3 separate regions of the Mus musculus genome follow, and all the other regions are linked to region 1. Evidence: chromatin loops called from intact Hi-C (ENCODE). Cell type or tissue: left cerebral cortex. All regions are shown on one strand. Links, peaks and the distances in the headings refer to the core of each region. The heading gives the core; the rest is flanking DNA.

Region 1 (6,131 bases), core at 362-5,361:
AGGCTACCATAGAAGGGGACAACTTGCTAAGCCTTGTCTCTCTAGTCATAAGAACTACAAGGAACTAATGAATGCAAAGAGGAGAAATAGTCTCCCCTGGGGAAGAGTACACTAATTGGTTATCCAATCAATGGTCAACCCTGAAAGCATTTATATACAAGTAACATTATACAGATAGGTGTATTATATGTATGTTATTAAGAACAAAAACAGACACATATTCATATATGTGTAATACACTCACATATATGTAACAACAGTCAAGAAGGGGAGGCCATAAATTTTATAGATAGCAGAGAATGGAAGTGACCTGGGAGAGGCAAGAGGGAGGAAAGAGAATACAGGATGATTGTAATTAAAAAAAAAATTCAAGTTTTAAAAGATGCCATAAAAAGGGTACTTATCGAGCTGGGCGGTGGTAGTACATGCCTTTAATCCCACCCAGCACTTGGGAGGCAGAGGTAGGTGGGTTTCTGAGTTCAAGGTCAGCCTGGTCTACAGAGTAAATTCCAGGACAGTCAGGGATACACAGCGAAACCCTGTCTTTAAAAACAACAAAAAACAAAAAACACAACCTGTAATCCTTTTAAAAATATTTTTTCTAATTTTGAATATCTAGGGATATTTAAAAGTAAAAAATGAAACTATAGAAAGGAAATAGGATTCTCCAAAGAGTCGGCTCTGCCTCTATCGTCTAACAGTGCTGAACTCCATGGAAGCTGTTCCTATAGCACTCAGACACCCCACCCACCCTGCTGGTGTAGGCTAACCTTACATCTGCTTGCCTCTCCACTCTCTCCAGGGAGTAAATGACGTGCTACCTGCGGCATTTCTGATCTCAATCAATATTGCTCACAGCTATTGTTTGGAAAGCAGTCAAGAGTACTACTCAGCTATTAAAAAGAATGAATTTATGAAATTCCTAGGCAAATGGATGGACCTGGAGGGCATCATCCTGAGTGAGGTAACACAATCACAAAAGAACTCAAATAATATGTACTCACTGATAAGTGGATATTAGCCCAGAAGCTTAGAATACCCAAGATATAAGATACAATTTGCAAAACACATGAAACTCAAGAAGAACAAACACTTTGCCCCTTCTTAGAATTGGGAACAAAACACCCATGGAAGGAGTTACAGAGACAAAGTTTAGAGCTTAGACAAAAGGATGGACCATCTAGAGACTGCCATATCCAGGGATCCATCCCATAATCAGCCTCCAAATGCTGACACCATTACATACACTAGCAAGATTTTGTTGAAAGGACCCTGATATAGCTGTCTCTTGTGAGGCTATGCTGGGGCCTAGCAAACACAGAAGTGGATGCTCACAGTCAGCTATTGGATGGATCACAGGGCCCCCAATGGAGGAGCTAGAGAAAGTACCCAAGGAGCTAAAGGGATCTGCAACCCTATAGGTGGAACAACATTATGAACTAACCAGTACTCCGGAGCTCTTGACTCTAGCTGCATATGTATCAAAAGATGGCCTAGTTGGCCATCACTGGAAAGAGAGGGCCATTGGACATGCAAACTTTATATGCCCCAGTACAGGGCAACGCCAGGGCCAAAAAGTGGGAGTGGGTGGGTAGGGAAGTGTAGGGGAGGGTATGGGGGACTTTTGGGATATCATTGGAAATATAAATGAGGAAAATACCTAGTTAAAAAAATATATATATATGAAGTCTGGATGTCATCTAAAGTTCTTGTAATGGTCACCTATTCTCTTTCCTATTTAGACTTTTTCTTTTATCACTGTGAGTTCATCTCTAACACATAGGACTAATTCTGCTCACACCTCTGTCTATAGCACCACTAGTGACCTTAGTCCTCCCAACTAGCACAGAAACATTACACACCCCACAACGTCTATTTGCCATTTCCCATCCACATAAGGTATGCATTTTTCTGTATAGATGTCCACATAACGGTTCAGGCTCAAATAACTTACTTGTATATACTGTGTGTATTTTAGGGCCCTAGGTTATCTCATGAGCCAACCTAAGAATAGGAACTAATTCATATTCTTATAACTGTCTTTCACCCTATGAATTAGGGGGTATTAAACCTATAGAGCACAGAGTTTATTTATTCAATGCATGGGAATTAATACCCCAGCATCAGTGTGCTGAGAGCTAAAGATGAAGAGAAAAAGGGAAGGTGGTGTCTGTCCATAAAGGGTCTGAGAAGCAAGGGATGAGACCCGTGAACAGCCTCTAGCAGGAATCTCCATGGAAAGTCAAACCCATTCTTGACAAGAAGAAACAAGACAAGGTTAATATTTTAAGGCCTAACCTGGAAACCATTTACCTACTTAGGGATCTTGGAATGTCTTTCAAACATATTCTGACACATGCAAATTCCATCTTCTGATCCTTCTCTTCCCCACCCCCCACCCCCAAATCCCAAATCCCATCCAAGCAGAAGAGTACAAGCACATCTGCTCATCACACTTTCTTTAAAAAAAAAAAAAAAAAAAAAAAAACAGAAACAAAAAGTTTCATCTGAAAGCAGAAAAAGAAACTCTAACTCGGTCATTCTGTGGCATTTAAACTGCTTACCTTCTCTTGGAATTCCTTGACCCCAGAGTCCATTCAAATTGCCGTCCTAACACCGCACCTAACTTTTATGAGCAAATTGGCACAGCTAACTTCACATGCAAAGTGGATTTATGGCTTTCTATTAATGTCAATGATTCAATATCTTTGAAGTACATTTGTGCATCAATGATTTAGAAAATCAACCATATAAATTCTGTGCCGAGCCTATACTGAGAAGGATATGAATTTTACTCTTTCTTCAAGTAAAGGTACTGCCAACAACTGTATGAGATCAACATGTACCCAGAAGCTATCATCTCATGACTGAGGCCTCAGATCTATTTGACCTAGCTTGTCTCCTCTAGTACCCCCCACACCAGTTACTTTATAGATTTCACTCATGGCTCTATTTCCTTCACAGCCTTGTCTCATGCAACATAATTATGGGTCTTCTCTGTGTGTGGCTTCCACTATGCAAGCCACAGCAGGATCAGGAAATGCCAGACTTCACAGCCATATCAACCATACCTGGAAGACTGCCTAGCTCAAGAAACATCTGTGGTTTAGTGAGCATCTCCAATGCCCAAAGCTACTGAAATGTTAAGACACTGTTCTAAATAAAATTCATATAGGAATGGATTTAGTCAGCACAGATTCCATAAGATGGCAGGCTGATATGAATAGACTTGTTCAATTCAGCTGCCATCCAGGGGCATGAATTCTATGGCACTCAAATGTGAGCCGCCTTGAACTATAGTTTTTAGAAGTATTTCTATGATGGACAAATGAAGTAAAGAACATAAGAGGAAACAAAAATAATCCTCCTGCTGAGAGAAGTGTGAATTCTGAGATCTCATAGTGAGAAAAGCATAACAGAAACACGTTCTGAAGTGTCAGTCAAGCTTCACGGTCCCTTTTTTTCTTAGTTACAGTGATTTTAGGAGAACATACCGTATCAGAATAGATAATACAGAAACCATGGTGTTATGGTAATAATTGTGGCCCCCTAGAGGTCAGCACCTTATCATATTAGGATCAGAAACATGAAGGTTTTATTTGTTAAAACCATAACCAGTAAACAAGGGAACTACAATAACAAAGACAAGAACCATACAGCACCATGCTTTCAAAGGCATGCATTGGAATAAGGCTCCATTTTCAATACCTGTTTTCTAAAAGGAACCCAGTATTCATTGTGTGTTGGTGGAGAAAGCACACAAAAGTTGCCTTTTCCCTACTCTGGATCCCAGGCCCTGGGTTCCATAAGTATAGCCCGTTGTGTGTAATTCCCAGGTCAGGGTGCAGTAGACGAATTAATTAGTCTATTAAGTCTCGCTCATATCCTGGCACTGATGTTTAGGTTAGCACCTTCAGCTACAAGTTTCTCATGCCGAACTGTGCTGCCATTTGTTCCTGAGAGAAATTAGGAACGAAGGGAAAAAGAAAACATGACTGGGACAAGAGCCCACTGACCTAAAGGCAGAGGCACGCTCGTGAGTCAAGGACAGACTGGGCTATACATAAAGTAGGGAAAAGCTCCTCTTGATAAGCTCATGCTATTTTAAGTCATTAGAGCAAAATAAATGGCTTCATATCTACCAAAGATTTAAACAGCACTTAACACTCTATGAAATCAACCTGAAAAGGATGATATAATTTGCTGTGAATTAGCACTAAGGAGAATGAATGATTTCATATAACAAACTCTGAAGCATTACATGGGAAGATTACACACTTGACTGAAATATCTGTGAATGTTACAGATGCCTAAAATGAACCAAATCATATGTTTACAAAATACCTATATATATATATATATATATATATATATATATATATATATATACACCTACATGCCCACACCCATTCCCCCACACCCACCCCCCAAAAAAAATTCAGAGAGGAAGGGAACTCGGTTATCACTTTATCTCCTACCCACCACTAGCTACTGCAGGGTGTACCTAAAAAGAACCACATACCATGCATATTTCCAAAGTCAATAAAAGCAATGCTTGCTATCATACCACACAGCACCTTTGCATCAGCAGGTATTTTATTTACTCTTAAATGCTTCCCTTCTCTTTCACTGAGTAAAGTTATGGTACAGTGATAACGTTTTCTGTGTATCCCTGTCCCAAAGGTACACAAAGGATCAGGTGTTCAAAGCCAGTTTACACATAGGAAAACAGAGGGTTCAAAGGTTCTCAGATGACTCTAAAAGCAGCAATGAGAAAGAAATAACAGAATAAACAGTAACTTGGTTTACCATGGCACCATCTCTCTCCACAAATATCTGTTACATACTACAGTGGTCGCAGTGTAAGGATGTACAATAAAGTGATCCCACTTGAAATCCACCCAACATACAGGACTGCACACCTAACATGCAAGCATGCTAAAAGGCAGTTGCAAAATTACAACTGAAGCTTTCTCTTTTGGGGGCGCTCTAAAGCTTGAATTTATGTAATAGTCCTCAAATCTAGGCCCATTATCTTGAAGATTGTTAAAGCATAATTTAATGAGGTATTTTCATTAAAGACATCAAAGACACAAAAATAAAAAAAGAGAGTAGAATTTCAAAGACATTTAACACTAGAAGTGCCACAAAAATGAAAACTCACATTCTTCTAATTGTTCTTCATTATATAAATGGCACAAGGCTAAACTTATAGGGAAGACATTTCAATCATTCGATCATGATTCATTCTTCATGAGTTACTCTGCTGAGAGATATGGATAGAGAGAAAAAGAGAAGGCAGAGTCTGTCCATGAAGGGTTTGGAAATCATTGCAAGAGAGCAGTAAGGCAAGTACACTAAGGCGTTTACTGGGAAAGTGGAGCTGTGTTGTAGAAATTATGGGAAAACCGAGGAAGTACCTAAGGGACAACACCACAGAGGAATAAGCAAGTTCTTATCAACAGAACTATGAAGAAAAAAATAATAAATGAAGTCTTTCCCAAGGAGACAAGGAAAGTGGCAGGAATGCCATCTAAGAAGAAAAACAGAGTCAGGCCATAGAGGCCCACACCTTTAACCCAGCACTCTGGAGGCAGAGGCAGGCAGATGGCTGAGTTTGAGACCAGCCTGGTCTATAGAATTTCAGGACAGCCAGTCAGGGCTACATATGCAGAGAAATTTTGTCTGAGAAAGAGAGAGAGAGAGAGAGAGAGAGAGAGAGAGAGAGAAGGAAGGAGAGGGAGAGAGAGAGAGAGAGAGAGAGAGAGAAAGACATCAAATGCCAAGTAGATGAACTTGCAGACATTTCTCAAAAGCATATAATTTAATTACTTAATATTCTAGTCCATAATTCTGTTTTTGAGAAATACTTAAAAGAGACATTTACAAATCCCTAGATTATGCCAGGTACATAAGAAACAGTTAAGTGGAAAAAATGAAAGGACAGTTTACAAACTATGTACATTCCAGTTTTAACATATACATTGCAGAGAAAACTTTTGTATACAATGTGAACAGAAAAAAGACAGAGAGAAACTATCCCAAGTGGCTGCAAACATTATCTACATGTAGAACTAAATACAACGATAAAGCAGTAGCTAGCTCCATTATAAACCCAACATCTGCACAGG
Region 2 (6,131 bases), core at 411-5,410, 130 kb before region 1:
CACCCCCACCTGGGTTACATCAAAAGAGGAACTGGCCCAGCCTCTCAGCCAAGCCTTTAAGACAAAGAGAGTTCGAGTTGATTGGGAAGAAAAGAAAAGGGAACTCTGAAAGGAAAGCCTGAGAGGTTTTGCTTACAGCTTTATATCAAAACGTAGAAACTTACACGCAGAACCTGTAACCAGGCACCATCTCTCACAATGGACCAAGTCACACGTGTAACAGGGTAACTAGATTCCAAACAGGTGTAGGAATCACAATTCCTGGCTGAGCTATGTCACTGATCTGTGAATCTACAGTGTGTCTGTTTGGGGAAACCCAGTACAATGATGCTGACTAAATAAGGCATATGCAGCAGACATCCTATTTCAGGGAACACAAGAGAAGGTATTTGTTTATTGGAATACTTACTGACTTCATTACCTGATCTGAGAAAACTTGGCTAAACACACCTGTCTAAGCACTTTTCTGTGCAAGAAATGAAGCTGACTTAACTGGTGACCCAATTCCCTGAATGGGCAAACAAAGGGTATAACGGTTGTCCCTAAAGGACACCACTGACATCCTAACATACAATACCCCTACCTCCTACCCTTACCAATAAAGCACTTGGAGGAAGAACGCGTATGCTTTCTAACACCTAAAACCACAAGTCCATAAGCAGGAAGAATGAAAACAGAGCAAAACCTAACTGGCCCAAAACACAGGAAATCATTTCTGTTATATATATGAGATCCTGTGAATATACAGAGTTCTTAGTATATATTAGATACAGATGTATCTGTGTGTCCCTTGCTTGACCCACTTAAATTCAAGCAGATTTTAAGGTTGTAGTCTACATCTGTGCATTTACAGGCTATTATGCACATTTCAAATTACTTATGCTTGTGAGTTTGCGTTCATAAACTTACTGAGATAGGGATTAAATGAACAGAAAGCTTTTATTAAAAAATGTAGGGGAGCGGTATATACACCCTTATTAGAGTGCTCTAGCAGTAATGTGTCTAAGATTAGTTATATACAATGTATTTAAATAAAAATCATATGTTATCCTGATATAGATGTAGATCTGGGTGTAGACGTAGATATAGAGATTGGCTCAGTTGATAGTGTTTTAATTCTGCTTGATAACCGGGAGCAGGTTATGACCTAACAGAAAACGAAGAGAGAAATACTATAGTGTGGTAAACCAAACTGTAACTGCATTCAGCAGAAGAATATTTGAATTGTGGATAATGAGAATAAGTCTCAGCATGCAGAAAGAGTTCTGTGGCCCAGTCTTTCGAACCCTGCGAAACAGTGTTTTGTTCTGAACTGCACTGAAGAAAAAGGTTGTCTGCTCCTAATTATGATATGTCCTTTCCTATTCCAAACATTCTCAGTTTGTTTGGCTTCCTAATTACAGTACTGGGACTTGCAATCCACTCCCACTTTAGCTCATATTAAGACCTCTAAGAATTAGAGCGTTTCTAAGGCTTGAACAGAAAAGAAGAGAAGCAATACAAACCAGTCAGTGGTTTCAGAAGGCCATGATTATCTCCACGTGGCTATTTAGTGAAACTTTCTGCACTCCTAATTTGGCTAGTGTGTTATTTTAATTCACATTCTGTGTGGTGGGGCAAGTAGAGGTCTTGCCAATGATTTGAGTGATTTTGGTCAGAGCCCGGGATGAAAAAAAAAAAGCCAAGAGAAAAAACAATTATGTTAAATATGTTGCAGGTTAGGGCTGGAGAAATAGCTCAATAATAGAATATTTCCCTTTCGTATGTAAGGCCCTAAGTAAAATCCTAGGTTGCAATAGAGAATGGGGCGGTAGGTTTTGATAATGTCTGGCTCACTGTGTGATGCAGATGAGTTATGTGGCAGTGAGCTCTCAGAATCCTAATTTTTTGAGGGGAAGCCAGGGTGCACACAGATCTGGAAAGCCCAGGTTGATTTCATGTATCGTCCTCAGGTGGTCTTGTCTTTATTGTTTGAGACAGGGCCTCTCACTGATTAGACTAAACTCCCTGCTCAGCAAACCCCAGGGTTCCTTTGGCTTTCATGTTCTCCGTGCTGGGATTACTGGTGCATCTGGCAAGCCTGGCTTTTAGGTTCTGAAGATCCAGATTCAGAGTCTCAGGGTTGTGCAGGGAACACCTAACTGACTCAGCCCCATCACCACTGTCCTCAAAATCCTGTTTGTCCCTTGATGCTTTCCATTCTGTCATTGGTAACCATGCCAGTTGTTTTCCCTGAAGTGACAGGCCCACTTTATTCCTTTTGAGGAATACATCCATAACCACTGACCAGCACAGCCATTGACCATCACTCCTTCTCCACTGGAAACAGTTCTTTCCATGGAATTCATCTCAAGAAAACCCCGGATCTTCAATACACTGAGGGGTTTCATCATACACATTCTGCATGTCTGCTGACAGAAGGTGACATTCACTCAGGTGGAAATTTAATAAAGTTAATACTGCTCCACCTAGGACAGTCTTAAAGCTTTTCTGTTTTGTTTGGATTATCTGGCATTATTTAGCATTTTCTCCAACAATGACGGGAATTTGGTGTTCTGTCTTGCTGTGTGCCAGTGTTCTATCCATCACTGGTTATGTATCCGCATTGCAAGTGTTAACACATGTCAAAACAATGATATGTGTGAACATGACTTGAGGACTAGAACAAGTTCCTACTAGTCTTTTGAATTAAAAATATAAATGTATCCATATTTTATGATGATTTGAGGAATGTTAATTTTGGAAGACTCAGAAGTATAAATACATTTGAGCATGGGTACTACTACACTGACATATATGAACATACATGTTCATATAAAAGCTATGCTTTTAGGCTTTTAGTCAGTCTTTAAATATTAAAAGGAAGCTACAGATCCACAATCAATCCATCATATGTTCATATATGTCAGGGGTCAGTGTTAAGTATTTTCTTCTATCTCTATCTTTTGGGCTGTTTTTATTGTTGTTTGTGGTGGGGTTGGTTTGGTTTCATTATGCTCAGGTTTTTTTTTTTTTGTTTTGTTTTTTTTTTTTTTTTTTTTTTTTTTGGAGACAAAGTCTGTTAATCAACTAACTGCTCACCATTGCAGTGACGATGTCCAGCCAAGAATCCCAGAACCTGCCTGCCTCTCTGTCAACTTCTTCCCTACTCCAGCACTGGAGTTATGGTTTGAACTCAGTTCTGCCCTGTTTTTATGTGGGCGCTAGAGATCTACACTCAAGGTCTCATGCTTGCTCAACAAGCACTTTATCTAGTGAGTTAACTACAGTGCCAATATTTAGTCAATAAAGAAAACATAAATTTGGGGACTGGAGAGATAGCTCAGTGGTTGGGAGCACTGCTGCTCTTCCAAGGGTGTCAGCTTGGGTTGCTAAAACCTACATGATGAATCACAAGTGTCCTTAAATCCAGCTCTATCCAGGAGATCCACCGCCCTCTTCTGGCCTCTATGTGAACTGCAGGCAGATGGTGCACATACACAGGCAAAATACTCACACGAATATAACAAAAATAATCTTCTTTAAAAGAAAATGAAATGGGTGATCCTTCTTATAACATAATTATTATCTTTCCATTGAGAAACAGCAGATCACTGATAAAAGTACTGAGTGTAGTAAACACACTAGGAAGACGTTATGAATGGAAAGCTATGCTTTTAGGCTTTTAGTCAGTCTTTAAATATTAAAAGGAAGCTACAGATCCACAATCAATCCATCACAACTTAGTTTCTTCAAGTTATGAAGGGCTGACAAACACTTAAAAAAGAATCCAATAATATGAGAATAAATGAAACATACAAAACATTCCAATGCTTGACAGTAATTTAAAAAAGGAAACACTCCTCAAATGTGGTAGTCAGTAATGGCCAGTGGGAGGGGCGCTTGTTTATCTGATGGGTTTTAAGCTGCATAGCAAGCACCTCTGTTTCTTATGCATGCTTTTTCCATATCTGAACCCTAAAGGACTGAGATGTTAAGACAGATTTTCCTCTAAATTTATGTTTATGTCTTGACTTGCACTTAGTTTAAATCTTTATTTCTAAGCACAATTTAGTCTTTCAACTGTGCCTCAGGAAATGGCTAATTCTGACTGAAGAAAAATCACATGCTGCTTCATATAACAGCCTAAGAAGGGATACACTAAGCAGACTTCTTTTCCTACATTTTGTTTTCTTTACCCATATTATACTATACGGAGGTCTGAGGAATACAGAAGTACCTTGCTCACAGAATGTTTTAAGCCTGGTATTTAATCTCACACTCTAGATGCCAGGTACCAAGGCATGCAATACATTTCTATGATGGGTTTGGTGTGTGAACAACTTCCTATTATAAGGGTCTCATGGATCACCTACTGAGACAGAACTAACAACCCCCACTCTTTACGTCTGCCTCTGATGGTCCGGGGAGTTGCTCTTCCGTAGCTGTGACTTCGTAAGATCTCCAGTTCATGACGCTAAAAACAGAAGATAGTAACACAGCTGGATTTTTCTCTCTTCTCCCTCTTGGCACACAATTTCCAAGTTTAAAAACCACAGGTTTTGACAGAGAGGGTCAATTAAATAAAATTTTAGCTAAAAGGCCACACACTGTAGCCTGAGTTGAGAGAAGTTTCTGAACAGTCTCTGAGGCCAATGTGACCAGCCAGCAACTTGCAAAAGAAAGCCCATAGGTTGGAGACTCAGCTCATAAGTGGAGTTCAGATCAATTTACTAGTTTCTCTAAATTTTAACTTCTCTACCTTAAAAATAGCGACAATGATGACTATCGCAGGTATATCACTAGTGAGTGAAATATTATTTACAGCATTTAGGGCATGACCTTATGAACATAACAAGAATACCTAATAAATGCCAGTTACTTCACTTGTCGGAAAATGCATGGTTAACACTTGTCAGTAAAGTTGGACTGTAAGGTATGCAAGGGAAAAGTGTTCAAATTTCACTACAAGTTCATAAAGATATGACAAAAATCCAGAGTGAATTAAAAATGGCACGCGAGGTGAAAATACACACAGAGAAGAACATACAATAGAACAGGAATAATTACTTCTTTGTACTCATTATTGGTAGAAATTAACACATACCTCATATATTCTATTTTTTAGCCAGTACTAGCCACTTTCTAATGTGCTTTACCAGAAAAAGGAATGAATAAACTCCATGGTCATGGTTCCTACAACTACTGACATATAAGTGTGATAGCTCAGGAGAAACAGATACCAAGGGCTGTAGAGACGGCTGGGCGAGTAGAGTGCTCTCTCTGCAAGCAGCATTTGAATATCCCACACCCACTTCAAAGGTGCATGAGAAGCCATGCTTCTGTCATCCTACAGCTTCAGGGGCAAAGACAGGACGGTTTCTGGGACTCACTGCCAGACCGTCTAGACAAACTGATGATCCCCAGGTTCAGTGAGAGATGCTGTCTCAAAAATAAGACAGAGAGTGACTGAGGAAGACCCCTAAGGTTGACCTTTGGCCTAAACATGGAGTGGGAGGGATAGAGACAGAGACAGAGAGCAATAGAGAGGGGGCGGGGGAGACAGAGACAGGGAGACAGAGGCAGAGAGACAGAGAGGCAGACAGCGACAGAGAGAGACACAGAGAGAAATGTATATATCTCATAAACATACTAGTATGATTCCCTTACATTTAGGGCCCATTAGTGTGTCATATCAAATTGTCTTTGGTGTACTTCACATAACTGTAGCTTATAAACAGTGGTCCATGTCATAAGCAATATACCCCGTAAGACATTAGTAAATGCCATACAATATTAGCTACTATTTTAAACCGTAAATAAATATTTGCATAGTATCTTATGCTTTGCAGGGTAATCATGAATGTGTATATATGTATTAAAGAGATACAGAAGTCATACTTGGGTAGATGCTCCAGAGCTACAGAAAGCATGAAATAGATTTCATAGCTTGTCTTCATTTAATCATGTATCTCAGGTCTTCCTTTGGTAGCGTAGTTAGGCAACGCAGTTGAATAATTTTGCTAGATTCTAACTCCCTATTTTTCATATGAAGAGAATATACAGATATTATGGATGTCTTCTCTAAAATATTTGAATATCATCTCAAAATTTTATGTAGTAAATGTGTTGCCAATAGATCTTCTACTGTA
Region 3 (6,131 bases), core at 672-5,671, 140 kb before region 1:
GGGCATCAGTGCGAATGTTAAGTTAGAGATACTGGGGAGACTTTTTAAAGAGAAATGCAAACAGGCATATATGTCATTGTAACTGGAAAACACTAGTTGAAATGTAAGTATCTCTACATTGTACTAAAGCAAGTACATGAGAGACATGAGGTTGGCTCATACCATTATGCAGATAGTGGACCTGCTGAAGAAAAATTATCTATGAGGGAATAATTTTACACCATGAAATTTCCTCTTTGCATCCAAATGGGCTGTAACTCCTGTTTCTATACCTGAACTTATCCGTGGGCTAGCAAATCAGAACTGATCATGGTTAAGAGGTAATTCAAGTGAATTTACAAACTGCCTTTCTGTTCAAAATGGGGAAGAGGTTGTTTTGACATCCTGATACGAAATGAAAAACATCAACAAGGAATAAACCAGAAAAATAAAAGTTTCACATTAAAGATGGCCACGTTCCTTAGCTCATCATCACACATGGGACTCACCGCTGAGCCATGTGAATGGGTTCTTGGCAGCACTGACATTAAGTATACTAATGGTTTAATGGCAAGCTTTGGTTTGGTTTGGTTTTCTCTTTTCTTTCAAGGTGATGTCTCATTATATAGCCCAGGCTAGCCTTGAATTCACTCCATAGTTAAAAATGTCCTCAGCTTGAAATCCTCCTAACTCACTCTACTGAGTACTAGGATTACAGGTACAAGCCAGCCATGCCCAGTTGGTTGACCATGCTTTTGTGTGTTTATGTGCATGTTTGTGACAGTTTTTGGAAAATAAGCATACTTCATTCTATATTGTTGATTATCAACAAGCTATTCAGTATAGGTTAAACATTCCCAACAACCCCAAATCTGAAATATCCTCAAACCCCAAATCCTTTCTTTTAAAGACTTATTTTGTGTATGTGAGTACACTGTAGCTGTCTTTAGACACACTAGAATATGTCATAGGATCACATTACAGATGGTTGTGAGCCACCATGTCGTTACTGGGAATTGAATTCAGGACCTCTGATAGATCAACAGTGCTCATAACTGCTGAGCCATCTTTCTAGCCCTCCTCCAAATCTTTTTAATGTTTAAATGCTAAGTCACATAGTTCAATGTTTATAAACTTTTTTTCTTTTTTTTTTATTACGTATTTTCCTCAATTACATTTCCAATGCTATCCCAAAAGTCCCCCACACCCTCTCCCCCCCACTCCCCTACCCACCCATTACCATTTTTTGGCCATGGCGTTCCCCTGTACTGGGGCATATAAAGTTTGCGTGTCCAATGGGCCTCTCTTTCTAGTGATGGCCAACTAGGCCATCTTTTGATACATATGCAGCTAGAGTCAAGAGTTACAGAGACAAAGTTTGGAGCTGAGACAAAAGGATGGACCATCTAGAGACTGCCATATCCAGGGATCCATCCCATAATTAGCCTCCAAACGATGACACCATTGCATACACTAGCAAGCGTTTGTTGCAAGGACCGTGATATAGCTGTCTCTTGTGAGACTAGGCCGGGGCCTAGCAAACACAGAAGTGGATGCTCACAGTCAGCTATTGGATGGATCACAGGGCCCCCAGTGGATGAGCTAGAGAAAGTATCCAAGGAGCTAAAGAGATCTGCAACCCTGTAGGTTTATAAACTTTTATGTAAAATTATTTTAAAATATTTCATAAATTTACTCTCAGGTAATCTATAGTGTCTATAGCAATCTATAGTGTCTATAGAAAATGAAACAGGTTAATTCTCATTTAACCTCAGTCCCACCCCAAAGGTATCTCATTATATAGAAGCAAATACCCTGAAATTAAAAACAAAACAAAAATGACAACAACAACACTCTAATAATGGTTCTAAACTCTATATTATGAATCATGAATACTCAGCCTGAAATATTTTACAGACAATCTTGGGTCAAGCACTTCAGTTACAAAAGACAAATATCCAAGTCTAGTAACTCTAAGGATCTTTTTTTTTTTAATCAAAAGCCAACTTAGAAACACTGAAAAAACTCAAGTAAAAGCTGCTCCTCATATAAAGACGATGAAGACGCATTATTGCATTCAACCCTTATGCAGACAGAATGCAAGCTGTTTTAAACCAGAAAGACATTAACAGCACCAAAAAGATAGGTAACTATCACTATCTCATAATCGAGACAATAATTCAATAATTACTTAAACAGAGGTAGCATTTAACTACCCAAGGTGGTTTTCATGCAACATGACCTAAGTAAACGAAGGCAGAGAGATGAGAAAGTGCCTCCTTCCGACTAGATTACCATTGACTAAATGGCAAGCTGTCAATATGGCAGAACTAGGAAGGAGTGTCTTGCTTCTGTCCGGATAGTCAGATCAAGGAGATAATTTATAGATGTGTATGCAGTTGATATTTATTAGTCCGAGGTTAATTTACTAGGAATGAGGTCACAGTTCACAGTTGCCAGAAAACTCGGGACAAATTGAGTAAAAACCGGAAAAGAACACTGAAGAGAGCAGATGTGAGAGTTTAGATCATCAATGCTGTGAACAGACCCATTGGACCCATCGCAGGCTACGCAAACCAAAGAAAGGCCGTGCAGTCCCTGAATAGCCTATCCACAGTAGTGCAGAACAGCCAATTAGAAGCTGTGTGGCTTTAAAGTTATAATTGTGGGAAGGGATTTATAAAAGAGTTAGTTTCATAGATCATATTACACTGAACTCAAATAAAATCCACAGATAAAAACCTCACAGATAGAAGGCAGGGTTTCAGGGCTATGAGCAAAACAGTATATATCACTATTGCCTAAAAAATAGTAATTTATTACATGCACTTACAAAAATAATCATTTTGTTTAAAATGTAATACATTTTTAACAATGATAATAATGCTGAAATAGGAAGCAGAAGGTTAAATATGTAACTATCAAGATAAGCACATCAGAAACAATGAAAATAGCCCAAATATCAGATGTTTTATTAAAAGAACATCTCAGTGGTCATTAGTTGCCTGTAGTTTTTTGACTAAGGGTTGGACCCTGTGAATTTTTTTTTTCCTTTCCACATTAGAATTTCACTTCCACTCTATTATCATTGTTAAGGTCTTGAAATATTGGCTGTCTTTTCTATTCTACAAAATTTCCATTAGAGGGCAGACAGGAGCAAGAAGTGGAAATCAAAGGTTTGCACATTGTCTTGGGTAAAGAAGTGGGAGAATAAGCTAAAGTGCTGAATTGTTGAAATCTGCTAGCAATCCTTGGTCCCATTCGTATATTTAATAATGTCAATAAAGTTCCTTTTTATTTTCAGTCGGTGATTTAAATACCTGTTTATTTCTTTGAACAGTTAGTTGTTTGTCTAATATTTTAGAAAACTGACAAATGGAATTTTGATTCTAAAATGACCAGAGCAAAACTGCATATTGGGGGGGGGGGAGGTAGGAGGAAGGAGGAAAAGCTTGCTTTTTGAGACTCAGAGTTGAATGGAAAGGCCCTGGTTCCCAGCGGTGTTATTGCTCAGAGACTGTCAAGTGACAGATATGGTCACTGACCAATAGAGCCTGACAAATGGGCTCCCCTGCTCAGCTCAGCTACCCTCTTACTAATTGGCCTTAGTGACTAAGCCTCCAAAAAGAATGTGGCGAATGACAGTATTCATTGGGTAGATCCTTAAGGGATGGACCAGAGTTAGAAAACAGGGTCTTTCTCATGAAACACCTATGCAGGTCCCTGTTCCCCACCACTATGCCTCTTTCCCTATGCATGCACACTCACATTACCACACCACTCTGGATGTGTTGAACGATCAAAATGCCCATGTTATAATATCAGGCTCAAAACCTGCTAGAGATCACAAAGCAACAGAATGAAAGTAAACACTCCCTCACTTGTTTTGTGGTGTTCAATTCATGTCGAGCTACATTTGCACGCACTTATTTTGCACTGATGCCAAATTATGAGCCTGAGTCAGTGTAGAGGAACTTAAAGGTATTGTACCATCACGCCTATATTTTAGACAACAGCTAGGCTTTTGCCCAGACTTTGTAATCCTTTGAACTTACAGAGAGTCAATAAAAATGTTTACTGCGATATACATTATGCAAAATATTTTAGAACATAAAGTAGTCATAAGCATTTTGATACAATCTTCAACATAAGGAAAAGATCCAGTTAGCAAGTCACCATGATGTTTTCAGACATTAAACATCATGCTGAATCCTTATGGCCACACCTACTTAATATGTCAGTTAGGTCAACAATGCTGGAAAAGAAACTGAGCAGTGGGTTCAATGAAGATAACGCCATAAAAACAGCCATAAAACCAGCTAGATCCTGGGTGATTTTCAAGCCAGGAGCTGTGACTTTCTGAGGTGCTCTTACCTTCAGTTCCCCGTTTCTGAGAGTGCTGAGGCTAATCAAGGTGGATGTTCAACTTGCCAGTGTGCCAGAACTTACTCTGTGGTGCTGCCAAACAAGGCAAGGACATCGTGAAGCACAACGCCAGTTTAAACTGAACAGGCAATATGTACAATATATGCAATAATGAAAGTGTAACCGTGGAGTCAGAAAGATAGGAGGTTTGTCTGCCTTGTACCAGATATATATTTCCTCTCTACAAAATTAAAAATAAACCCTTGAGGACATTTAAGATCTTTATGTTTCTAATCTTAATTGCCTGATAACTAAAGGACACTTTAGCTACAGTGAGTATTGACCAAAAGACAGAAATATATCGATAATTCACATATTTTTACTACATAGTATAAAATTGGTGTGTATGTGTATACACATAATCTAATCTTGGAGTTCAGTTGTTAACTACAGTCATTACCAGTGCACTTAACAGTTTATTTATGATGACAAAATTAACTGAAATGAAATTAAAATATTCAAAGCCCTTCTTAGAGTCTCAAGAAAATTCTGTAAATGAACTGCTTAGAATGTGAGTGCTGTGCATAAGGCTCTGGTCTTTGCTGTTCTTGGTGATGCTTGTTTATTTATTTGTTTATTTTTCCTACACTGCATATCTTATAGAAAAATTTTCTAGAAACCAAACAAAAATTGGCATGAATTACAAACAGACATTTCTCTTGTTGTTCCAAGGGTGTACATTTTCTTATTAAAATTAATTATAGCCATCTAGATAAAAATGGCATATATACTATTTTTACAAAACCTTCATTTGGAATCATATTTAAGTCACTGTATTCATACTTTTAAACTTTGTCTTTCAAAGTAGGATTTGAAGGCTGGGGATGTAGCTCAGTTGGTCTAGGACTTGGCTGGGATTCACTAAGTTCTAGCATCAGATATGAATGGTTGTTATGGTGTATGCCTATGATCCTAGTTCTCAGAAAGTAGCAACATCAGAGGGAGGAGGCATTCAAGGTCAGCCAGGCCATATAGAGAAGGAAGGAAGGAAGGAAGGAAGGAGAGAAAGAAAGAAAGGAAGGAAAGAAGAAAGAACAGAAGAGAAGAGAAGGAAAGGAAGAAAGGAAGAAAGGAAGAAAGGAAGAAAGGAAGAAAGAAAGAAAGAAAGAAAGAAAGAAAGAAAGAAAGAAAGAAAGAAAGAGGGAATGAGAGGGAGAGGAGGAGGGAAGGAAGGAAAAGAAAAGAATTGTAAAAATGTAATTCTGATGTTTATAATCTATAAATTGAGAATGGAATGCCATTCCAATAAAGGAACTTAGAATGTCAAAAGCTATAAATAAAGGATGCTACAAGGAGGACTTTACACAATCATAACATTTGACTTTAAATATTTTTGGACAATGCTGGTGTAATGACAGCCTGAGTTCAATACATTTAATATGAAAGCTTAAATAATGTATGCAATGTTTCAGCTGTCATAAAGTAGAGTAAACAATACACTGTCGGGACCGAGGAGCTAAACCATACTTTCTTGTCGTTTGGGTTTTGTGTGTCAGATGTTTTAGTTCTCTGAGTTGTTCCATTCCACTTTCTGAGCTAAGAAAGAGAAAAGTCAAAACTGTGTGCATATACACACATGCGTGTTGTGTCTGTGTGTGCATGTGGGGGTGCACATGCATGTGCACACAGGGGCATGTGCAAGGACTGGCTTTGTGGAGCTTACATTTCTTGGAGAAGGATGCAAGAAACTGTAAGACAGAAAGTTTCTCTCACTACCCACTTTTTTT

The links. A loop is a pair of places that touch in the nucleus more often than their neighbours do. Peaks named below come from ENCODE experiments on the same cell type or tissue, not always from the same donor. Only the 100,000 strongest peaks of a DNase experiment are listed, where the experiment ranks them.
Region 2: a loop joins it to region 1, with 2.2 times the contacts of the local background. A loop is called at or near these places in 6 of 42 quality-filtered maps.
Region 3: it touches region 1 in a loop (4-fold over the local background); 6 of 42 quality-filtered maps call a loop at or near these places.

The regions. Positions count from the first base shown.
Region 1 is chr3:142,027,194-142,033,324 of GRCm38, forward strand. All of the region lies in intron 1 of Bmpr1b (bone morphogenetic protein receptor, type 1B), which reads right to left. Among named protein-coding and RNA genes, the nearest start is that of Bmpr1b, 140 kb to the right of the region's middle. In left cerebral cortex, for the core only: no CTCF peak of the experiment used is centred there; a DNase peak (open chromatin) is centred at 3,175.
Region 2 is chr3:141,897,119-141,903,249 of GRCm38, forward strand. All of the region lies in intron 2 of Bmpr1b (bone morphogenetic protein receptor, type 1B), which reads right to left. Among named protein-coding and RNA genes, the nearest start is that of Gm15689, 220 kb to the left of the region's middle. In left cerebral cortex, for the core only: a CTCF peak has its summit at 3,444 (motif pointing left); no DNase peak of the experiment used is centred there.
Region 3 is chr3:141,884,550-141,890,680 of GRCm38, forward strand. The region is part of intron 2 of Bmpr1b (bone morphogenetic protein receptor, type 1B); the gene reads right to left. Among named protein-coding and RNA genes, the nearest start is that of Gm15689, 200 kb to the left of the region's middle. In left cerebral cortex, for the core only: a CTCF peak has its summit at 3,125 (motif pointing right); a DNase peak (open chromatin) is centred at 3,144.